2 separate regions of the Homo sapiens genome follow, and region 1 is linked to region 2. A link is an interaction called in ENCODE POLR2A ChIA-PET data of the cell type or tissue named here. Cell type or tissue: B cell. All regions are shown on one strand. Links, peaks and the distances in the headings refer to the core of each region. The heading gives the core; the rest is flanking DNA.

The links. ChIA-PET counts read pairs that join two places held together with the same protein. Peaks named below come from ENCODE experiments on the same cell type or tissue, not always from the same donor. Only the 100,000 strongest peaks of a DNase experiment are listed, where the experiment ranks them.
Region 1: POLR2A ChIA-PET joins it to region 2 with 6 read pairs; 12 of 35 experiments call an interaction of 5 or more read pairs at or near these places.

Annotation. Positions count from the first base shown.
Region 1 is chr12:123,365,626-123,377,152 of GRCh38, forward strand. SBNO1-AS1 (SBNO1 antisense RNA 1) reads left to right here. Exons shown (of 2, transcript NR_157806.1): 2 at 1-179. Among named protein-coding and RNA genes, the nearest start is that of SBNO1-AS1, 6.4 kb to the left of the region's middle. RefSeq lists a silencer at 5,008-5,181. In B cell, for the core only: no CTCF peak of the experiment used is centred there; no DNase peak of the experiment used is centred there; H3K27ac peaks cover 438 bases.
Region 2 is chr12:123,306,521-123,318,047 of GRCh38, forward strand. It overlaps SBNO1 (strawberry notch homolog 1), which reads right to left. Exons shown (of 32, transcript NM_001167856.3): 21 at 10,701-10,836; 22 at 9,028-9,140; 23 at 8,853-8,924; 24 at 7,100-7,199; 25 at 4,535-4,609; 26 at 3,190-3,336; 27 at 2,969-3,063; 28 at 2,790-2,882. Among named protein-coding and RNA genes, the nearest start is that of CDK2AP1, 40 kb to the left of the region's middle. In B cell, for the core only: no CTCF peak of the experiment used is centred there; no DNase peak of the experiment used is centred there.

The sequences.
Region 1 (11,527 bases), core at 1,968-4,467, 56 kb after region 2:
TCCCACGTCTGTCTTCACGCTCATACGCAAGCCCGACACACCGGGGCTCCCACTTAATGAATACTGAAGAGTAGGGCTGTCCCTACCGCTTCTCACTTCCTTGTTTTCATCTTTTCGTTATTATTAAGCGACCTAACACAATAAACATATTACCTTGTTGGTAACCCTTTTGTAAAGTCATTCTGAAAGTGCTGTTTGACTCCGTTGCTTGGGTAATAAGCACGCCTGGGTGATTCTTGCCCCCTACTGGCTGCGCATCCTACAAGCCTAGTGCTGAAAGCAAACCAAGTAGCTGGAACAGTTGGAGGTTACAGTGTGAACTCTTCCAGAGACAAAGTATTCGGGGAAAGAAAGGAAAAAGTAGGCACAGAAAGAATAGGAAACTTCAGTGTTTGTACACATAGATATGTATTATATATCTATGTATACATTTATAAATATTTTTAAAGTGCTAACTAATCGCTTTACTAATTACATTATTTCATTTAATCCTCTCACACACATAGAAAAAAAACCTATAAAGACAAAAATAAAAAATATTTTAGGCCGGGCGCAGTGGCTCACGCCTGTAATCCCAGCACTTCGGGAGGCCGAGGTGGGCGGACCACCTGAGGTCAGGAGTTCGAGACCAGCCTGGCCAACATGGTGAAACCCCATCTCTGCTAAAAATACAAAATTTAGCTGGGGCTTGGTGGCGGGCACCTGTAATCCCAGCTACTCTGGAGGCTGAGGCAGGAGAATCGCTTGAACTCAAGAGACGGAGGTTGCAGTGAGCCGAGATCGTGCCATTGCACTGCAGCCTGGGCGACAGAGCGAGAATCCGACTCAAAAACAAAAAACAAAAAAAACCTTAGGCACAGGCCAGGTGTGGTGGCTCACGCCTGTAATCCCAACACTTTGGGAGGCTGAAACGGGGATCTCAGCCAGGAGTTTGAGACCAGACTTGGGTAACAAAGTGCAACCTCATCTCGACAAAAAAACATTTTTCTTTTTGAGACGGGGTCTCGCTCTGTCGGTCGCCCAGGCTGGAGTGCAGTAGCGCGATCTCGGCTCACTGCAACCTCTGCCTCCTGGGTTCACGCCATTGTCCTGCCTCAGCCTCCCGAGTAGCTAGGACTTTTTTTTTTTTTTTTTTGTATTTTTAGTGGAGACGGGGTTTCACCGTGGTCTCGATCTCCTGACCTCGTGATCCACCCATCTCGGCCTCCCAAAGTGCTGGGATTACAGGCGTGAGCCACCGCGCCCGGCCCAACAAAAAACTTTTAATTAGCCAAGTGTGATATATAGTCCCAGCTACTCAGGAGGCTAAGGTAGGAGAATCACTTGATTGCCCAGAAGTTTGAGGCTACAGTGAGCTATAATCGTGCCACTGCACCAGCCTGGGTAACAAAGCGAAACTATTTTTTTAATTTTTTTTTTTTTTGAGACATAGTTTCACTCTTGTTGCCCAAGCTAGTTTGTTGCAATGGCGGGATCTCAGCTCACTGCAACCTCCGCCTCCTGGGTTCAAGTGATTCTCCTGCCTCAGCCTCCTGAGTAGCTGGGATTACAGGTGCCCACCACCACGCCCGGCTAATTTTTTGTATTTTTAGTAGAAACGGCGTTTCACCATGTTAGCCAGGCTGGTCTCGAACTCCTGACCTCAGGTGATATGCCCGCCTCAGCCTCCCAAAGTGCTGGGATTACATGCGTGAGCCACTGCGTCGGGCCTTATTTATTTATTTATTTATTTATTTATTTATTTATTTATTGAGACGGGGTCTTGCTTTATCTCACCCAGGCTGGAGTGCAGCGGTGCGATCTCGGCTCACTGCAGCCTCTGCTTCCCAGGTTCAAGCAATTCTCCTGTCTCAGCCTCCCGAGTAGCCGGGACTACAGGTGTGTGCCACCACACCCAGCTGATTTTTGTATTTTTAGTAGAGAGGAGGTTTCACCATATTGGCCAGGCTGGTCTCAAACTCCTGACCTCAGGTGATCCGCCCGCCTCAGCCTCCCAAAGTCCTGGTATTACAGGCATGAGTCACTGCGCTTGGCAAAACTCTGTCTGGAAAAAAAAAAAAATTCTTAGGCTTGCAACTGACAGTGATGTTTCCACCACATTCTATTGGTTAACAAGGCAGCCAAATTCAGCTCAGGAAAGGCAACACAAGGGTATGACTAGTGGGAAGTGTTGTTCATTGGACGCTACCAAAGTAAATCATAAGGAATTTTGAGGGTGAGGGACCTTTGGGACATCCTATTGGAGATACTTAGGAAGCAATTGAATCCTACAGCTTGGGGATCCAGATGGGGATTAATGTGAGACGGGATAAAACTATACTAGGAGAGGCTGGACACGGTGGTTCACACATGTGATCCAGGCACTTTGGGAGGCAAAGGTGGGTGGATAACCTGAGGTCAGGAGTTCAAGACCAGCCTTGCCAACATGGTGAAACCCCATCTCTACTGAAAATACAAAAATTAGCCGGATGTGGTGGTAGGCACCTGTAATCTGAGCTACTTGGGAAGCTAAGGCAGGAGAATCGCTTGAACCCAGGAGGTGGAGGTTGCAGTGAGCCGAGATCATGCCACTGCACTCCAGCCTGGGCGACAGAGTGAGACTTCATCTCAAAAAAAAAAAAAAAAATACAACTAGGAGAGAATGCAGAGAGGAGAGCCAGGGGCAGAGCTGAGGTTCTGTGTCTAAGAAGTGAGCACCAGGCCAGGTGTGGTGGCTCACGTCTGTAATCCCAGCACTTTCGGAGGCCAAGGTGGGTGGATCATGAGGTCAGGAGTTTGAGACCAGCCTGGCCAACAAGGTGAAACCCTGTCTCTACTAAAAATACAAAAAATTAGCCGGGTGTGGTGGTGCACACCTGTAATCCCAGCTACTCAGGAGGTTGAGGCAGGAGAATCACTTGAACACAGGTGGCGGAAATTACAGTGAGTGGAGATGGTGCCATTGCACTCCAGCCTGGGCAACAGAGCAAGACTCTGTCTCAGCAACAACAACAAAAAAGAAATGAGCACCAGGCCGGGCACAGTGGCTCACGCCTGTATCCCAGCACTTTGGGAGGCCAAGATGGCAGGATCACGAGGTCAAGAGATCGAGACCATCCTGTCCAACATGGTGAAATCCCGTCTCTACTAAAAATACAAAAATTAGCTGGGTGTGGTGGTGTGTGCCTGTAATCCCAGCTACTCAGGAGGCTGAGGTAGGAGAATCACTTCAACTCAGGAGGTGGAGGTTGCAGTGAGCCAAGATCGAACCACTGCACTCCAGCCTGGTGACAGAGCGAGACTCCTCAAAAAAAAAAAAAGAAAGAAAGAAAGTGAGCACCCAGTGAGCATGAGAAAGGTCAATCAGAGAGGTCAAAGCAGAATCAAGGAGAGATTATATCATGGATGCAAGGGAGTAGTCATCCCAGCAACACTTCTTCACCCTGGCAGCTGCACTTCTATGCAATAGCATCAACTATACCCAGTTTGCAGTTTTCCACACACTCGCTGAATTAGCCTCATCACACCAAATCCTTCCCTGAGACACCAGGAGCAATCAGAGCCCCCATAAAGGTCACCCTCTAATTCAGAGACACTAGCACCAGCGATGTCTAATGCAGCAGAGAGCACCAGTGTGTGGCTGAAGCATCTATTGGATTATTCAAGATGGCAAACACTGTGGTAGACAGTTGTTTTTGACTGCCCAGAATCTATGGTTCTTTCTTCAGAGAGCCGCATCTTAGTTTTATCTCCCTCTCTCAAAGTCCATGTGGTTTGGAGAGCACTAACCATGTCTCATGCACATCACTCCAGATTGAGTGTGCAAGCCAGGTCTAGCTGATTAGAATACTGGATCCACAGCCATAGTGATCCGATTTGGTGCCGGGCCAGTGAGTCGCAGTTCTAATACTTTGCATTGAAAATATCAGGAAAAAGATACTCTCTTGCCTCTGATGTTGCTAAGACAGTGTTGGGAAGTTGGGGCAGAGGCCCTGTGGGGCAGGAGGCCACGCTGATAATGAGATCAACCCAGAAAACAGCAGGGCAAAGGAGTAGGTGGGGTGGGGAGGGACTGGATTCTGATGACATCTGCTGAGTCCTGGGACCCTGTCAAACCTGAAGCGATTTCTAACCCTGAGCTTTTTTGGTTTTTCAGTTTTCTTTTTTTTTTTTTTTTTTCAGACGGAGTCTCACTCCATTGCTCAGACTGAAGTGCAGTGGCATGAACTCAGCTCACTGCAACATCTGCCTCCTGGATTTAAGCAATTCTCTGTCTCAGCCTCCCAAGTAGCTGGGACTACAGGCACCTGCCATCATGCCTGGCTAATTTTTGTATTTTTAGTAGAGACGGGGTTTCACCTTGTTGGTCAGGCAGGAGGTCTCAAACTCCTGACCTCAGGTGATCCACCCACCTCGACCTCCCAAAGTGCTAGGATTACAGGTGTGAGCCACCGCGCCTGGCCCTGGTTTTCTTTTTATAGAGACAAGGTCTCACCATGTTGCCCAGGCTGGTCTCTAACTCCTGGGCTCAAGTGATCCTACTACTCTGGCCTCTGAAAGTGCTGGGATTACAGGTGGGAACCACTGTGCTCAGCCTTAACTTTTTTGATATAAGAGTCAATACAGGGGGGAAGGGGGAGGGGAGGGATAGCATTAGGAGATATACCTAATGTAAATGACGAGTTAATGGGTGCAGCACACCAACATGGAGCATGTATACCTATGTAACAAACCTGCATGTTGTGCACATGTACCCTAGAACTTAAAGTATAGTAAAAAAAAAAAAAAAAGAGTCAATACAAAAATAAAAAGAAAAAACAAGAGTCAATACAGGCTGGGCTGGGCGCAGTGGCTCACACCTGTAATCCCAGCACTTTGGGAGGCCGAGGTGGGTGGATCACCTGAGGTCAGGAATTCAACACCAGCCTGGCCAACATGGTGAAACCCTGTCTCTACTAAAAATACAAAAAATTGGCCGGGCGCAGTGGCTCACGCCTTTAATCCCAGCACTTTGTGAGACTGAGGCGGGTGGATCACGAGGTCAGAAGTTCAAGACCAGCCTGGCCAAGATGGTGAAACCCCGTCTCTACTAAAAATACAAAAATTAGCCAGGCACGATGGCAAGCACCTGTAATCCCAGCTACTCAGGAGGCTGAGGCAGGAGAATCCCTTGAACCCGGCGGGGTGGAGGTTGCAGTGAACCTTGATCACGCCACTGCACTCCAGCCTGGGTGACAGAGTGAGACTCCATCTGAAAAAAAAAAAAAATTAGCTGGGCGTGGTGGTGGGCACCTGTAATCCCAGCTACTCGGGAGGGTGAGGCAGGGGAATCACTTGAACCCAGGAAGTGGAAGCTGCCGTGAGCCGAGATCGTGCCACTGCACTCCAGCCTGGGCTACAGAGGGAGACTCGGTCTCAAAAAAAAAAGAGAGAGAGTCAATACAGGCGAGGCACGGTGGCTCACTCCTGTAATCCCACCACTTTGGGAGGCCAAGGCAGGTGGATCACCTGGGGCTAGGAGTTCGAGACCAACCTGGCCAACATGGTAAAAACCCGTCTCTACTAAAAACCCACACAAAAAAATTAGCTGGGCATGGTGGCAGGCGCCTGTAATCCCAGCTACTCGGGAGGCTGAGGCAGGAGAATCGCTTGAACCCTGGAGGCAGAAGTTGCAGTGAGCTGAGATTGTGCCACTGCACTCCAGCCTGGGTGACAGAGGGAGACTCAGTCTCAAAAAAAAAAAAAACAGACCAGGGGCTGAGTGTGGTGACTCACGCTGGTAATCCCAACACTTCGGGAGGCCAAGGCAGGAGGATTCCTTGAGGCCAGGAATTTAAGACCAGCCTGTGCAACATAGTGAGACCCCATCTCTACAAAGATAAAATCAAGAAAATTAGCTGGGCATGGTGGCACACATGTATGGTCCCAGGTACTCAAGAGGCTGAGGCACAGAATCCCCTGAGCCCAGGAAGTCGATGCTGCAGTGAACCATCTTTGTGCCACTGCATGAACTCCAGCCTGGGTGACAGTGAAATCCTGTCTTGAAGAAATAATAAATAGCTCCCTCTCTCCCCCTCCCCCTCCCCCTCCCTCTCCCTTCTTTCTTCAGTCTCCCTCTGTTGCCGAGGCTGGACTGTACTGCCGTGGTCTCGGCTCGCTGCAGCCTCCCTGCCCCGGGCTCCCGTGGTTCTCCTGCCTTGGCCTGCCGAGTGCCTGAGATTGCGGGCGTGCGCTGCCACGCCTGACTGGTTTTTGTATTTTTGGAGGAGACGGGGTTTCGCCCTGTTGACCGGCCCGGTCTCCAGCTCCTGACCTCGAGTGGTCTGCCCGCCTCAGCCTCCCGGGGTGTTGGGATTGCAGACGGAGTCTCGCTCACTCAATGCTCACTGTTGCCCAGGCTGGAGTGCAGTGGCGTGATCTCGGCTCGCCACAACCTCCACCTTCCAGCCGCCTGCCTTGGCCTCCCAAAGTGCTAAGATTACAGCCTCTGCCCGGCCGCCACCCCGTCTGGGAAGTGGGGAGCGTCTCTGCCCGGCCGACCATCGTCTGGGATGTGGGGAGCCCCTCTGCCCGGCCACCCTGTCTGGGAAGCGAGGGGCGCCTCTGCCCGGCCGCCGCCCCGTCTGGGAGGCGGGGGGTGCCTCTGCCCGGCCGCCACCCCGTCTGGGAAGTGAGGAGCGCCTCTGCCAGGCCGCCCCATCTGGGAAGTGTACCCAACAGCTCCGACGAGTCAGCGACCATTGAGAATGGGCCATGATATCGATGGCGGTTTTGTCGAAAAGAAAAGGGGGAAATGTGGGGAAAAGAAAGAGAGATCAGATTGTTACTGTGTCTGTGTAGAAAGAAGTTGACATAGGAGACACCATTTTGTTCTGTACTAAGAAAAATTCTTCTGCCTTGGGATGCTGTTAATTTATAACCTTAACCCCAACCCCGTGCTCTCTGAAACATGTGCTGTGTCAACTCAGGGTTAAATGGATTAAGGGCGGTGCAAGATGTGCTTTGTTTAAACAGATGCTTGAAGGCAGCATGCTCCTTAAGAGTCATCACCACTCCCTAATCTCAAGTACCCAGGGACACAAACACTGCTGAAGGCCGAAGGCCGCAGGGACCTCTGCCTAGGAAAACCAGAGACCTTTGTTCACGTGTTTATCTGCTGACCTTTTCTCCATTATTATCCTATGACCCTGCCACATCCCCCTCTCTGAGAAACACCCAAGAATGATCAATAAATACTAAAATAATAATAATAATAAATAAATTAAAAGTCAATACCTTCCCTTATTTTCTTGAATCAGATTGAGTTGAGTTTCCCTTGTATGCAATCCAAAACAATCCGGAACAATACAGATACTAACTAAATTACAATGTTGAAAGTTTCAATTATAAATTTAAATTAAGCTTTACAAGTTTTTATCGGCCCCAATTATCTACCTTTTTTGAGTATGGACTGATATTAACTCAAATTGTCCCAAGAAAGTAGGCTTTCCCACTGTCTGTTGTCTGTTGCCCAGGCTGAACTGGAGCACAGTGGCGCGATCATAGCACCTGTAGTCCCAACTACTCGAGACCCTGCCTCAAAAAAAAAAGTTAGAGACCATCCTGGCCAACATGGTGAAACCCCGTCTGTATGTACTAAAAATACAAATATTAACCAGGCATGGTGGCATGCACATGTGATCCCAGCTACTCGGGTGGCTGAGGCAAGAGTAGCTGGGATCACAAAATCGCTTGAACCTGGGAGGCAGAGGTTGCAATGAGCCGAGATCATGCCACCAGGCAACAGAGTGAGACTCTGTCTCAAAAAAACAAACAAACAAACAAAAAAACAAAACCCATGGACGATTTTTATGTTTTTATAATGGAAACATTGCTGTTAATGTTTGTAAACTTTCCCTTAAAAAATCACATTTAAAATATCTAAACACTTTGTTTTGTTTTTTGAGACAGGGTCTTGCTCTGTCACCCAGGCTGGAAGAAGTGGTGAGATCATGGCTCACTGCAGCCTCGAACTCAGGGGCTCAAGCAATCATTTCAACCTCAGCCTCCTGAGTAACTGGGACTACTGGGCTAATTTGTAAATTTTTTTTTCTTTCTTAGACTGAGTCTCACTCTGTCACCCAGTCTGGAGTGCAGTGGCATGATCTCAGCACACTGCACCTCCTGGCCTCAAGTGATTCTCCTGCTTCAGCCTCCTGAGTATCTGGGATTACAGGTGCCTGCCAGCCATGCCAGGCTAATTTTTTTTTTTTTTTTTAGACAGCATCTCACTCCGCCACCCAGCCTGGAGTGCAGTGGTGCGATCTCGGCTCACTTCAACCTCTGCCTCCCAGGTTCAGGCGATTCTCCTGCCTCAGTGTCCCGAGTAGCTGAAATTACAGGCGTATGCCACCACACCCGGCTAATTTTTGTATTTTTAGTAGAGACAGGGTTTTGCCATGTTGACCAGTCTGGTCTCAAGCTTCTGACCTGAAGTGATCCGCCCACCTTGGCCTCCCAAAACGTTGGGATTACAGGCATGACTCACTGTGCCTGTCCAAATTTGTAACTTTTTTTATGGAGACAAGGTCTCGCTGTGTCACCCAGGCTGATCTTGAATTCCCGGCCTCAAGTGATCCTCCCCCTTTAGCTTCCCAAAGCACTGGTATTACAGGTATGAGCCACCACACCTGGCCTTAAAATACCTAAATTAGGCCAGGCGCGGTGGCTCATGCCTGTAATGACAGCAGTTTGGGAGGCCGAGGCGGGTGGATCACCTGAGGTCCGGAGTTCAAGACCAGCCTGACCAACATGGAGAAACCCCGTCTCTACTAAAAATACAGAATTAGCTGGGCGTGGTGGCACATGCCTGTAATCCCAGCTACTCAGGAGGCTGAGGCAGGAGAATCACTTGAACCCAGGAGGCAGAAGTTGCGGTGAGCGGAAATCGCACCATTGCACTCCAGCCTGGGCAACAAGAGCAACACTCTGTCTCAAAAAAAAAAAACACCTAAATTATTTTTTAATAACACTCTTGCTGTGGGTTGCATTATGTCCCCCACAATTTCGTATGTTGAAGTCATATCCTAACCCCCAGTACCTCAGAATGCGACCTTATTTGGAGATGTTCTTACAGATCTAATCAAGTTAAAATGAGGTCATTGGCCTTAATCCAACGTAACAGTGTTGTAGAGGGAGAACACTATGTGAAGATGCAGGCGCAGATCTGGGTGATACTTCTACCTTCTACGAGCCAAGGAATGTCCGATTGTCTGCTCACCGCCAAAAGCTACGGGAGAGGCATGCGAGGGACCACTGCTCATAGCATTTGGAGGAACCAACCCGCCAACACCTTGATTTTGAACTTCTGCCCCCCAGAACTGTATGACAATACATTTCTGTGGCTTAAGCCACTTAGTTTGCAGTACTTTGTTATGGTAACCAGCAAATCATACATCTATTAAGAACATCTCCCAGAACCAAAATGATGATATTCATTCATTCCTTCAAACTCACCAATTTAAGATTAAAAAAAGAAAGAAAGCCTACACAGGAAAAAATTAAGAAAAATCACATTCTGGGCCGGGTGCCATGGCTCACACCTGTAATCCCAGAATGCTGCGAGGTGGAGGCGGGCAGATCATTTGAGACCAAGAGTTCGAGACCAGCTTGGGCAACATGGCAAGACCCTGTCTCTACAAAAATTGCAAAAAATAGCCAGATATGGTGGTGTACGCCTATCACCCCAGCCACTCGGGAGGCTGAGGTGGGAGGATCACTTGAGCTTGGGAGGTTGAGGCTGCAGTGACCTGTGATGGCACCACTGCACCACAGCCTGGGTAACATTGCAAGACCCTGTCTTAAAAACAAACAAAAAACAAAAACAAACTGCCCGTGCTCATCAATAAATACATTTTCCATGTGATTTTATAATAAAATGATAATTTTTATTTTTATTTATTTGTATTTATTTTGAGACAGAGTCTCGCTCTGTTGCCCAGGCTGGAGTGAAGTGGCATGATCTCGGTTCACTGCAACCTCCGCCTCCCGGGTTCAAGCGATTCTCCTGTGTCAGCCCCGCAAGTAGCTGGGACTACAGGTGCATGCCACCACGCTCGGCGAATTTTTGTATTTTTAGTAGAGACGGGGTTTGGCCATGTTGGCCAGGCTGGTCTCAAACTCCTGACCTCAAACAATCCACCTGTCTTGGCCTCTCAAAGTGGTGGGATTACAAGCATGAGCCACTGCACTTGGCCATAAAATAATTTTTTTTTTTGAGATGGAGTTTCACTCTTGTTGCCCAGACTGGAGGGTCGGCCAGATCTCGGCTCACCCCAACTTCCTCTTCCCGGGTTCAAGTGATTCTCCTGCCTCAGCCTCCCAAATAGCTGATATTTTTAGTAGAGACAGGGTTTCTCCATGATGGTCAGGCTGGTTTCGAACTCCTGACCTCAGGTGATCTGCCCACCTTGGCCTCCCAAAGTGCTGGGATTACAGGTGTGAGCCACCACGCCCGGCCTATTTTTTTGTATTTTTTTAGTAGAGATGGGATTTCACCATGTTAGCCAGGATTGTCTCGATCTCCTGACCTCGTGATCCACCTGCCTTGGTCTCCCAAAGTGCTGGGATTACAGGCACGAGCCACTGTGCCCTGACTTTTGTTTTTGTTTTTGTTTTTGTTTTTTTTGAGACAGAGTGTTGCTCTTGTTGCCCAGGCTAGAGTGCAATGGCGTGATCTCGGCTTGTTGCAACCTCTGCCACCCAGGTTCAAGCAATTCTCCTGCCTCAGCCTCCCGAGTAGCTGTGATTACAGGCATGCACCACCAGACCTGGCTAATTTTGTATTTGTAGTAGAGACGGGGTTTCTCCATGTTGTTCAGGCTGGTCTTGAACTCCAGACTTCAGGTGATCTGCCCGCCTCGGCCTCCCAAAGTGCTGGGATTACAGGCGTGAGCCACAGGCCTGGCCCTGGCCTGATAATTTTTAAAACTGTAAGGAATTCCCAATATATTGTACAACTAGTTTGATAATGCCTTTCCTTTAAGAGAAAATGTGAGGAGAAAAGTAGCTATATCCATTTGACAGAGAAGCAAAAAGCCTGATTGTGCATAAAAGCTATTTGGGGTTGAATGCAGTAGCTTACACCTGTAATTGTAGTACTTTGAGAGGCCGAGGTGGGAGTCGGCTTGAACCCAAGAGTTCAAGATAAGCAACATGGCGTGACCCTGTCTTTTTTTTTTTTTTTTTTGAGATGGAGTCTCACACTCTTGTCACCCAGGCTGAAGTGCCGTGGCATGATCTCAGCTCACTGGGGTTCAAGTGATCATCCTGCCTCAGCCTCCTGTGTAGCTGGAATTGCAAGTGTGTGCCACCACATCTAATTGTTTTTTGTTTTGTTTTGTTTTGTTTTGAGATGGAGTCTTCACTCTGTCACCCAGGCTGGAGTGCAGTGGTGCGATCTCGGCTTACTGCAAGCTCTGCCTCCTGGGTTCACGCCATTCTCCTGGCTCAGCCTCCCGAGTAGCTGGGACTACAGGTGCCCACCACCACGCTGGGCTAATTTTTTGTA
Region 2 (11,527 bases), core at 5,419-7,918:
ACCAACGGTGATATTCTGGCAATAATTTCAATTTAAAAATAATAACCAAGAGCCAGGTGCAGTGGTGCATGCCTGTAATCCCAGCTATTCAGGTGGACAAGGTGAGAGGATGGATCAAGCCCAGGAGGAGTTCGAGACTGTCCTGAAAATAACCAACACCTTATGTGGACCAATCAAAATTGCATCTATGGGGGATAGCCGAGTAAAATACTTGAATTCTACCAATATCAACATCTTGGTTGTGATATTACACTACAGTTTTAAAAAATATTACCACTGGGGTAACTGATAAAAGTATGCAAGATGTTTATCTGTACTGTTTCTTATAATGACATGCAAATCAACCTACAGTTCAATCAGTATTTCAAAAACCCCAAAACCAGCAAGGCACAGTAGCTCACAACTGTAATCCAGCACTTTGGGAGGCCGAGGTGGGAGGATCATTTAAGCCTAGGAGTTTGAGACCAGCCTGGACAACACAGTGAGACATCAACTGCATTAAAAAAAAAAAAAAAAAAAAAAGCCAAATGTGGTGGAGTGTACCTGTGGTCCCAGCTACTTAAGAGGCTGAGGTGGGAGGATTGTCTGAGCCCAGGAGGTTGAAGCTGCAGTGAGCCATGATCACGCACGCCACTGCTTATCAGCCTGGGTGACAGAGCGAGCGAGATCCCATTACAAAAAACAAAACCAAACCAAAAAACCCCAACTCAACTAGGAGCCAGATCCTTTGAGAGCTTTTCTCTAGGTCAAGGATCAGCAGCTTAGGCCTGTGGAATAAATCTAGCTTGGCACTCCTAAACTGAAGTAAGATTAAGAAGGAATGAAGGAAGGTGGGAAAAAAAAGAGAAAGGAAGGAAGGAAAACACAGAGGACATGCAATATAGACCACATATGGCCTACAAAACCATACATATCAGACCTTCATAGAAAAAGTTTAGCAACTCCTGCCCTAGATCATTTATGACTTCATCCTGCCTGTGCCATCATCATACATGTAGGTACTTCATATGAGCAAGAACCAGGTCTTACTTGCAGTCACTCCATAAATATTTGTAAACAGAAAGCAAAATATGTTATATACAACCAATGAAATATTACTCAGCCTTGTAAAAAAGAACGAAGGGGCCAGGCAGCGTGGTTCACACCTGTAATCCCAGCACTTTGGGAGGCAGAGGTGGGAGGATCACTTGAGGCCAAGAGTTTCAAACCAGCCTGGTCAACATAGTGAGACACCATCTCTACAAAAGAAAAATTAAAAAATTAGCCACATGCCAGGCGCGGTGGCTCATGCCTGTAATCCCAGCACTTTGGGAGGCCAAGGCAGGCGGATCACCTGAGGTCAGGAGATCGAGGCCATCCTGGCTAACACAGTGAAACCCTGTCTCTACTAAAAATAAGAAATTTAGCCAGGCGTGGTGGTGCGTGCCTGTAGTCCCAGCTACTCGGGAGGCTGTGGCAGGAGAATCGCTTGAACCTGGGAGGCGGAGGTTGCAGTAAGCCAAGATCGTGCCACTGCACTCCAGCCTGGGCGACAGATTGAAACTGCCTCAAAAAACAAAACAAAACGAAACAACACAACCCCAAATATCTTAGAGAACTGGCGAAATAAAATTTCTGTTGTCTTGGATCTGAGTAAGTAAATATGAAACTCAAGATACTGCTGAATATCTACATACTGTTGAGTATCTACACATACATGTATAGATGTGTGCGCACACACACCCCTTAGTTCTGTCCACAGAGACAAATCATAACTGAAAGAATGTAGCTATTTTACTAACTGAAAAATGAGTCTTAAAGATATAAAGCATTATTAAGACTAAAGTAAGTCTCTGTCTTATGAAAAATGCTTAATTTAAGAAAATGTTGGCCAGGTGCAGTGGCTCAAGCCTGTAATCCCAGCACTTTGGGAGGCCAAGGCGGGCAGATCACGAGGTCAGGAGATCGAGACCATCTTGGCTAACACGGTGAAACCCTGTCTCTACTAAAAATACAAAAAAAATTAGCCAGGCGTGGTGGCAGGCGCCTGTAGTCCCTGCTACTCTCGGGAGGCTGAGGCAAAGAGAATGGCATGAACCCGGGAGGTGGAGCTTGCAGTGAGCCGAGATCGCACCACTGCACTCCAGCCTGGGTAACACAGCAAGACTCAATCTCAAAAAAAAGTTAATTCAGCCAGGTGTGGTGGCTCACATCTATAATTCCTTTGGGAGGACAAGGCAGGCAGATCACCTGAGGTCAGGAGTTCGAGACCAGCCTGGCCAACATGGTGAAACTTCACCTCTACTAAAAATAAAAAAATTAGGCTGGGCACAGTGGCTCACGCCTCTAATCCCAGCACTTTGGAAGGCCGAGGCAGGCAGGTCACCTGAGGTCGGGAGTTTGAGAACAGCCTGACCAAAGTGAAGAAACCCCGTCTCTACTAAAAATACATGTCAGCCAGGCCTAGTGGCACATGCTTGTAATCTCAGCTACTCGGGAGGCAGAGGATGAGGTGAGCTGAGATCGTGCCATTGCACTCCAGCCTGGGCAACAAAGAGCGAAACTCTGTCTCAGAAAGAAAAAAAAAGAAGAAAATGTAACAATTCTAAACCCACACCTAATAACATCCTTTAAAATGCATTAAGTAAAAACATAACACAAATGGACAAACACACAATTACAATGATAAATTACCAAAATAGACAAAGCTAAACACAACTGGGAAACAGGTACAAAGTGAAGAGACAATTACAATGCTGGCCATTAAAAAGTATTATATATCTGAATAGAATTTAAAGGAAAAGTCGTACTTGCAATGACAAGTAAAAGCCATCGTCTGGTCCTGTCAGCTCAGCCCAAATCTTGGTAGCTTCCTCCCATGACATTCCCCTCTCTACACTAATCTGTAAGAGAAACAACGAAATTTAAACTCATTTCTGTAAATGCATCTCATGGGAAGACGATACTTCACAACATTTTCTAAACTTACTGTGTATAATTCTACGTGGCCAGAGGTTGAATATCCTGGAGTCAGAAACTTTTTAACATCACTTTTCCGCACTTTTTCATCTCCAGAACCAAGATCTTGAACAAGAAAAAGAAACATGTAAATGTAAAAAGAACATTTTTATCAGGTACACACGTTTAAAGAATTTCTCCACTCCACATTTTCCCTGGGGACATTGTGGGGGGGAAATTTTCCCTACTTACCTAAGATTCCCATATCATATCTTCCATTTTTTTTGGCATTTTGAACAACTGCAGTAAGTGTGTCCGCAAAATACTGAAATAACGCATTCTGCTGATGCACCTCCATGCCTAAAATTCTATTTAAGAATTTTCCTATGTTGTTATAATCTGTAATGACAAAAGATAAACGTTTTCATGCAAATGATAATTAAAAATTTTTTATTCATCTAGGCTTAGTTCAAGTCCCACTTTCTCTTCTAAAAGTCTTCCTTCTTAACTCTTACACTGTCCTCACAACAAGGCTGTAATCTGCCCATTTCTCTCTCTAGCAATTAGCACCACTGCAGGACACGCTCAAAAGAGGTTTGTCAAATTGAATTTTTGCATCTTCAGCCTCACTTATGGAAAGTATGAACACAATTCAGTACATAAGAAAGTTAGTTCTCCAACACTGAATTCTCAACTGTAGTGGCACTATTAGAATGTCTGGGAGCTTTGGAAAACTACCGATGTCTGAGCTCCACCCGACTTCAGTAATTTTTCGTTTTGTTTTGTTTCTTGAGACGGAGTCTTGCTCTGCTGTTGCCCAGGCTGGAGTGCAGTCATGCAATCTTGGCTCACTGCAACCTCCCCCTGCCAGATTCAAGCAGTTCTCCTGCCTCAGCCTCCTGAGTAGCTGGGATTACAGGCGCCCGCCACTATGCCTGGATAATTTTTGTATTTTTAGTAGAGACAGGGTTCCACCATCTTGGCCATGATGGTCTTGGACTCCTGACCTTGTGATACGCCTGCCTCAGCCTCCCAAAGTGATGGGATTACAGGCGTGAGCCACCGCGCCCGACCAATTTTTTTTTATTTTTTTAGACGGAGTCTTGCTCTATTGTCGCCGAAGTTGGAGTGCAGTGGTGCAATCTCGGCTCACTGCAACCTCTGCCTCGCGGGTTCAAGTAATTCTCTTGCCTTAGCCTCCCGAGTAGCTGGGACTACAGGCACCCGCCACCAGGCCCGGCTAATTTTTGTATTTTTAGTAGAGATGGGGTTTCATCATATTGGCCAGGCTGGTTGCAAACTCCTGACCTTGTGATCTACCCACCTCAGCCTCCCAAGGTGCTGGGATTACAGGCGTGAGCCACCGTGCCCAGCAGACTTCAGTAATTTTTAAAAGCTTGAGAGCTGATCATATCAGCAGCCAGTGCTGAAAACTGCTTCTCTATGCATGGATCTTTTACACATACCCCACAGCAGCCAAAACCACCCAGAATGTTTTAAGAACATGAAGCTTCCCCTTCAGCTCAAAAGCATATATCATAATGGACTTTAATACTATAGCAACAGTTATATGCCCACACAAAGCTAATAGTAGTACCTTTATCGAGAGTAAGAATTCCCGAGCGATCTTCTACATTTATCAGGCCAACGCCTATCAGTCCTTGTCGAACATCTGTAAGAACAGGATCAATTCTGACTCATAAATTACAAGGGATGTCTACAATGTACCACTAAGTGAGAAAAGTATGTTGTAAGTAGTATCATGCCATTTTAAAAAAACACCTTGATATTTATATAAACATGGAGAAAATGTGGAGAGAACTGCCCTTGTTCACTCTGTCATCTGTGACCTAAGAAGGTGAGAATGGAAGGAGGGTTAAGGGGACTGTATTAACTCTCTTCATTATACATGTTAAGATTCTTTTCTTTTTTTTTGAGACGGAGTCTCACTCTGTCACCCAGGCTGGAGCGCAGTGCGCGATCTCAGCTCACTGCAACCTCTGCCTCACGGGTTCAAGCAATTCTCCTGCCTCAGTCTCCTGAGTAGCTGGGACTACAGGCTAAGTTTCATATTTTTAGTAGAGTCGGGGTTTCGCCATGTTGGCCAGGCTGGTCTCAAACTCCTAACCTCCGGAGATCCACCCGGCTCGGCCTCCCAAAGTGCTGAGATTACAGGTGTGAGCCACTGCGCCCAGCTGCAAGATTACTGTCATTACTTATAATAAACAAGTAACCTATCTATCTATCTATCTATCTATCTATCTATATATATATATATATATATATATATATTTTTGCGACAGAGTCTGACTACGTTGCCCAGGCTGGAGTGCAATGGCATCATCTTGGTTCACTGCAACCTCCGCCTCCCAGGCTCAAGGGATCCTCCCACCTCAGCTTCCCGAGCAGCTGGAACTACAGGCGTGCACCACCGTGCCTGGCTAATTTTTTTTTGTAATTTTTTTAGAGAGGGGGTTTCTCCATGTTGCCCAGGCTGGTCTTGATCTCCTGAGCTTAAATGATCCACCTGCCTTGGCCTCCCAAAGTGCTGAAATTACAGGTGTGAGCCACTGCGCCTAGCCATAACCTGTAATTTTAAGAAGTTAGAAGTAAATCAAGGAATCTTTTTTTTTTTTTTCTGAGACAGGGTCTCTCTCACCAGTCTGGAATGCAGTGGTGCCATCACAGCTCACTACAGCCTCCACCTCCTAGGCTCAAGCAATCCTCACACCTCAGCCTCCCAAAGTGCTGGGATTACGGGCATGAGCCACTGTGCCCAGACCAGGGAGTTGTTTCTGACACTCCTGATGTCAAAAGGAGTGAAGGTGTAGGGTTAAGACTTTACTGCTTTTGTTGAAAGCCGAGAGTAATGATGAACACCTCTAACTGGTATGTCAATATGAACTGTTAACAACACATATCAGTATGTGCTAATCTACCAAAAGGACTTCCTAGTGAAAAATGCTAACTCCATCTGGGTGCCTTGGCTCACATCTGTAATCCCAGCACTATGGGAGGTTGAGGTGGGAGGATCACATGCGGCCAGGATTTCAAGACCAGCCTGGTCAACATGGCGAAACCCCATCTCTATTGAAAACACAAAAATTAGCCAGGTATGGTGGCGGGCACCTGTAATCCCAGCTACTCGGGAGGTTCAGGGAGGAGAACCCTTTGAACCTGGTGGCGGAGGTTGCACTGAGCCAAGATCACACCATTGCACTCCAGCCCAGGTGACAGCACGAGACCCCGTCTCGAAAAAAAAAAAAAGGACATTTCCAAATACACGAAAGAAAAAAGGCTAAGCTATGAGCCACATGTATCCATCACCCAGTTTAAACAACTGTGAATTCATGGCCAATTTTGTTTCATCCAAACCTCCCACCCCAACCAATCAATCCTCACAGATTATTTACCTAGGTACTTTTTCAACTTTAAAATTAAATTGAATTTTAAAAGCTATTTGGGGCTGGGCACGGTAGCTCATGCCTGTTAATTCCAGCACTTTGGGAGGCTAAAGCGGGCAGATCATGAAGTCAGGAGATCGAGACCATCCTGGCCAACATGGTGCAACGCCGTGTCTACTAAAAATACAAAAATTAGCTGGGTGTGGTGGCATGTGCCTGTAATCTCAGCTACTCAGGAGGCTGAGGCAGGAGAATGGCTTGAACCTGTTGGCAGAGGTTGCAGTGAGCCGAGATCATGCCACTGCACTCCAGCCTGGCGACAGAGCAAGACTCGGTCTTAAAATAAATAAATAAATAAATAAATAAATAAATAAATAAATAAATAAATAAATAATTTTTAAAAAAGACTCGGTCTTAAAAAAAATAAAATAAATAAATAAATAAATAATTTTTAAAAAAGGCTATTTGGCAAAGTGATTTTACTCAATGTACTAAAACAACTTTCCTCTATTAAATCTCTTATTAGACAAACATGCTTTCACCATATCAACAGTAAGAGCACTTTCATTTGAATAAAATTTGCTTTAATAAATCTGTTTAATACAAGATAATTATGTGTCCTAGTAACCATTAATTTCAAAGTTTTATACAATTTATGTCCAAAGAAAAAAACTAATATAACAGCAAACATTACAACAGGTTTGAGTACATCTTTGTCAATAATCATTGTCATTGTTATGAATATTTGTAGAAGTTACCTTTAAAAAATTCTCCAGGATAGTCTGGAGGTGGTGATACCATAGGAGAATCCAAGTTTACAATGGATTTCATGACAATTTCTAAAGCATTTCTTCCATACTGCAAAAAAAAATCAAAACCTTTAACCAGTTTCAGCATTTGGATACTCTTCAATCACATGACCACCTAAATACTATAAAAACTACTGGCTGGGTGCGGTGGCTCATGCCTGTAATCCCAGCACTTTGGGAGGTCGAGGTGGGTGGATCACCCGAGGTTGGGAGTTCAAGACCAACCTGACCAACATGGTGAAACCCCATCTCTACTACAAAAAATTAGCTGGGTGTGGTGGCAGACACCTGTAATCCCAGCTACTTGGAAGGCTGAGGCAGGAGAATTGCTTGAACCTAGGAGGCGGAGGTTGTAGTGAGCCGAGATGGCGTCATTGTGCTCCAGCCTGGGCGACAAGAGCAAAAAACTCCCTCTCAACAAAACCCCAAAAAACCCACAAACTTATTGTACCAAAGATTCAAAAAAGCAATTCTCAATTATCTTTATATGTATTTATTTATTTTTTCTTTTTTTGGAGACAGAGTTTTGCTCATCGCCCAGGCTGGAATGTAATGGCACGATCTCTACTCACTGAAACCTCCGCCTCCTGGGTTCAAGCGGTTCTCCTGCCTCAGCCTCCCAAGTAGCTGGGATTATAGGTGCCCGCCACCATGCCCAACTAAATTTTTTTTTTCTTTGAGACGGAGTCTTGCTCTGTTGACAGGCTGGAGTGCAGTGGTGTAAACTCGGCTCACTGCAACCTCTGCATCCCAGGTTGAAGTGATTTTCCTGCCTCAGCCTCCCAAGTAGCTAGGACTACAGGCGCACACCACCACGCCCAGCTAATTTTTCTATTTTTAGTAGAGACAGGGTTTCACCATGTTGGCCAGGATGGTCTCGATCTCATGACCTCGTGATCCACCCACCTCGGTCTCCCAAAGTGCTGGATTACAGGCGTGAGCCACTGTGCCCAGCCACGCCCAACTAATTTTTGTATAATTTTTTGAGACAGAGTCTTGCCCTATTGCCCAGGCTGGAGTGCAGTGGCATGATCTCGGCTCACTGCAACCTCCGCCTTCCAAGTAGCTGGGACTACAGATGCATGCCACCACGCCCATCTAATTTTTGTAGAGATGGGATTTCACTATGTTGGTCAGGCTGGTCTCGAATTCCTGACCTCAGGTGACCCACCTGCCTTGGCCTCCTATATTCTGGGATTATAGGTGTGAGCAACTGATCCCGGCCTAATTTTTGTATTTTTTTTTTTTTTTTAGTACAGATGTGGTTGCACCACGTTGGCCAGGCTGGTCTCGAACTCCTGACCTCAAGTGATCCACCTGCCTTGGCCTCCCAAAGTGCTGGGATTACAGACATGAGCCACAGCGCCTGGCCTTTATATATATTTTATACTGCCTAGTTCATGTCTCTACACATAAAAAACATGAGAAAAATTAACTTCCTTTGCTTCTGAGAACTCACAGTTAATTCAGTCTCATTTATTCTTGTTTTCCAAAAGGAATAAAGACAACTACATTGCTGTACTGATACTTAACATGCGATCTAACATACATGTGAAATTCTGTCTTATAGGAAGCCATGATTTTAAAGCAAATGCATAGGAGAGGCAGTTTTGTTTTAGACAGTAACTACTTTCCTTTTGTGTTCCCGAAAGACACCATACACTATCACAAGTTTTCAGAGATACTGAAAATTGAAATGTACCTTATTATCAAAGTTGAACCTGCTCAGATCTCTAGATTCTGTTGCCCTTCTATCACCATGTGTAAGTGCCCCCTGTTAAAAACAAAAATTTCAATCAAGGCACAGGTAACCTTTTACCAGAAAACAGGTACAATAGATCATCATTTACACACAGCCACACAACTCCAAAACTCACCAAACTCTCAAGTCTTTTAGCAACAATAGATGCAAATCTTTGTTCTCCTGCCAGTTCAGATATCAGAAAGACATACTCAGGAGCAGTAACTTGGTTTGATCTATGAGTACGTCCTGCAACGAAATTTTGTTTTAAAGATCATTGATTGTGTTCGCTGGACAGAGAATATTCTGAGATGTATTCCTAGCATTTAACACTAAACTGGTATTGGGAAACCACTAAACAATAAAAATTACAGATAATGTAAAATTACCATAACACACATAAAACTGCTCAATGACAGAAGTATTAGCATTGCTACCCCAATTTTGCTTAACCACATGTTACTGATGCACAATTACTCTGGATTTTCCCAAAATTGTTTTTCAAATCATTGGTCACAAGAACATGAAGATGGAGGGAGGAGCTATGGGCCTTTGGTGAAGCTACTGAGGTTGGAAACACATATAGAAGTAGCAGCTTCTCTGATATGGACCTAATACATCCTTAAGTTTTATAAGGACACTCCTTGAGGAACCCTGTTCTTGGAACCCCACAAATTCCCACCACATATATATTTTTTACAACTTGTAAACAAGCAAAAAATGAATCCACAATGCATCATATACTATAAAGTATATATATAACACTCCTTAAATGCAAGATCTGAGATTTCGAGATAAGATATAAGACATTAAACAGGATTTTTTTGTTGTTGTTAGAGTTTCGCTCTTGTTGCCAAAGGTAGAGTGCAATGGTGTGATCTTGGCTCACTGCAACCTCCGCCTCCCGGGTTCAAGCGATTCTCCTACCTCTGCCTCCTGAGTAGCCAGGATTACAGGCATGCACCACCACGCCCGGCTAATTTTGTATTTTTAGTACAGACAGGGTTTCTCCATGTTGGTCATCCTGGTCTTGAACTCCCGACCTCAGGTGATCCACCCACCTCAGCCTGCCAAAGTGCTGGGATTACAGGCGTGAGCCGCTGCGCCCAGCCTGTTTTTGTTTTTTGAGACAAGGTCACGCTCTGTCACCCAGGCTGGAGTGCAGTGGTGAAATCATATCTCACTGCAACCTTGAACTCCTGGACTCAAGTAATCCTCCTACCTCAGCCTCCTGAGTAGCTGGGACTACAGGCACACGCCACCACACCCAGCAAGTTTTTCTTTTCTTCTTCTTTTTTTTTTTTTTTTTGAGATGGAATCTCCCTATGTTGCCCAGGCTGGAGTGCAATAGCGTGATCTCAGCTCACTGCAGCCTGCGCCTCCCAGGTTCAAGCAATTCTCCCGTCTCAGCACCCTAAGTAGCTGGGATTACAGGTGTGTGCCAACACACCCAGTTAATTTTTGTATTTTTAGTAGAGGCTGGGTTTCACCATGTTGACCAGGCTGGTCTCAAACTATTACCTCAAGTGATGCACCCACCTCAGCCTCCCAAAGTGCTGGGATTACAGGCACGAGCCACTGCTCTCAGCTGTTTTTCTTTTCTTTTGGTGGAGAAAGGGTCTCACTGCGTTGACCAGGCTGGTCTCAAACTCCCGGACTCAAGTTATCCTCCCACAGTGGCCTCCCGAAATGTTGGAATTACAGGCGTGAGCCTCTGTGCCCGGCCTAAACCTAGGTTTTGGTATGCGCAAATTTACCCCAATGATTCCTAGCTATCCATTAAGTGAAATCCAGTTTGTAGGAACTTACCGAACTGTTGAATTGCTCTATCAGCGCTCCAAGGTAATTCTAAAGTCATATGAACTCTTCGCCTTTGATTTTTAGCTCTCCTATCTGCTTGTAATGAAATACCCGAGCTGGCAGCTTCTGAGATGATAGCAATATTCTGTGTCAAATATAAGAAAAATAAAGTCACTTTTGCATAAGAACAAGCAGGCCAGTGCCTTAAATGAAGTCCTTCAGCAGACTGCCTATTCTCTCCTTCTTTCTCAATAATGAAGACTTCCAGTTTTATTTCCCAGTCTCCCTTACGGCTAAGTGTGAACATTCTCCAGCCAGCAAGGTGTAGGTAAAATGTATGATGCACAGGAAATGTCCTTAAAAGTAGGCGACATGCCCTTCTCATCCCCTTGTCTCCTCTCTGTTAGGTAAAATGTAGAGGTACTGACAAGAGTCTGGAACAGGTATCTTGGAATACAAAGGTAACTTGGAAATGGAGGCCCACATAATTTAATGAACAACACGGAAGATGCCTGGACTTCAAGAGGGCATACAAGCCCTGCTCCACCTACCCAAATGTGTCCATGAGAGAAATAATCTATCTTATTGAAGTCAACACTTAACAGACTTTGTATTTTCTGTTATTTAACAACCAAAACTAATTCCAACTAATGTAATTCCTAATGCATATGGGCCTAGATTCATGAAGCAATTATATAAAATAACTAATACCTGTACCTACAATCTTGAAAATACGTAACATTATCTTTTTGTATATATATATTTTTTGAGACAGGGTCTCACTCTGTCACACAAGCTGGAGTGCAGTGGTGCAATCATAGCTCTCTACAGTTTTC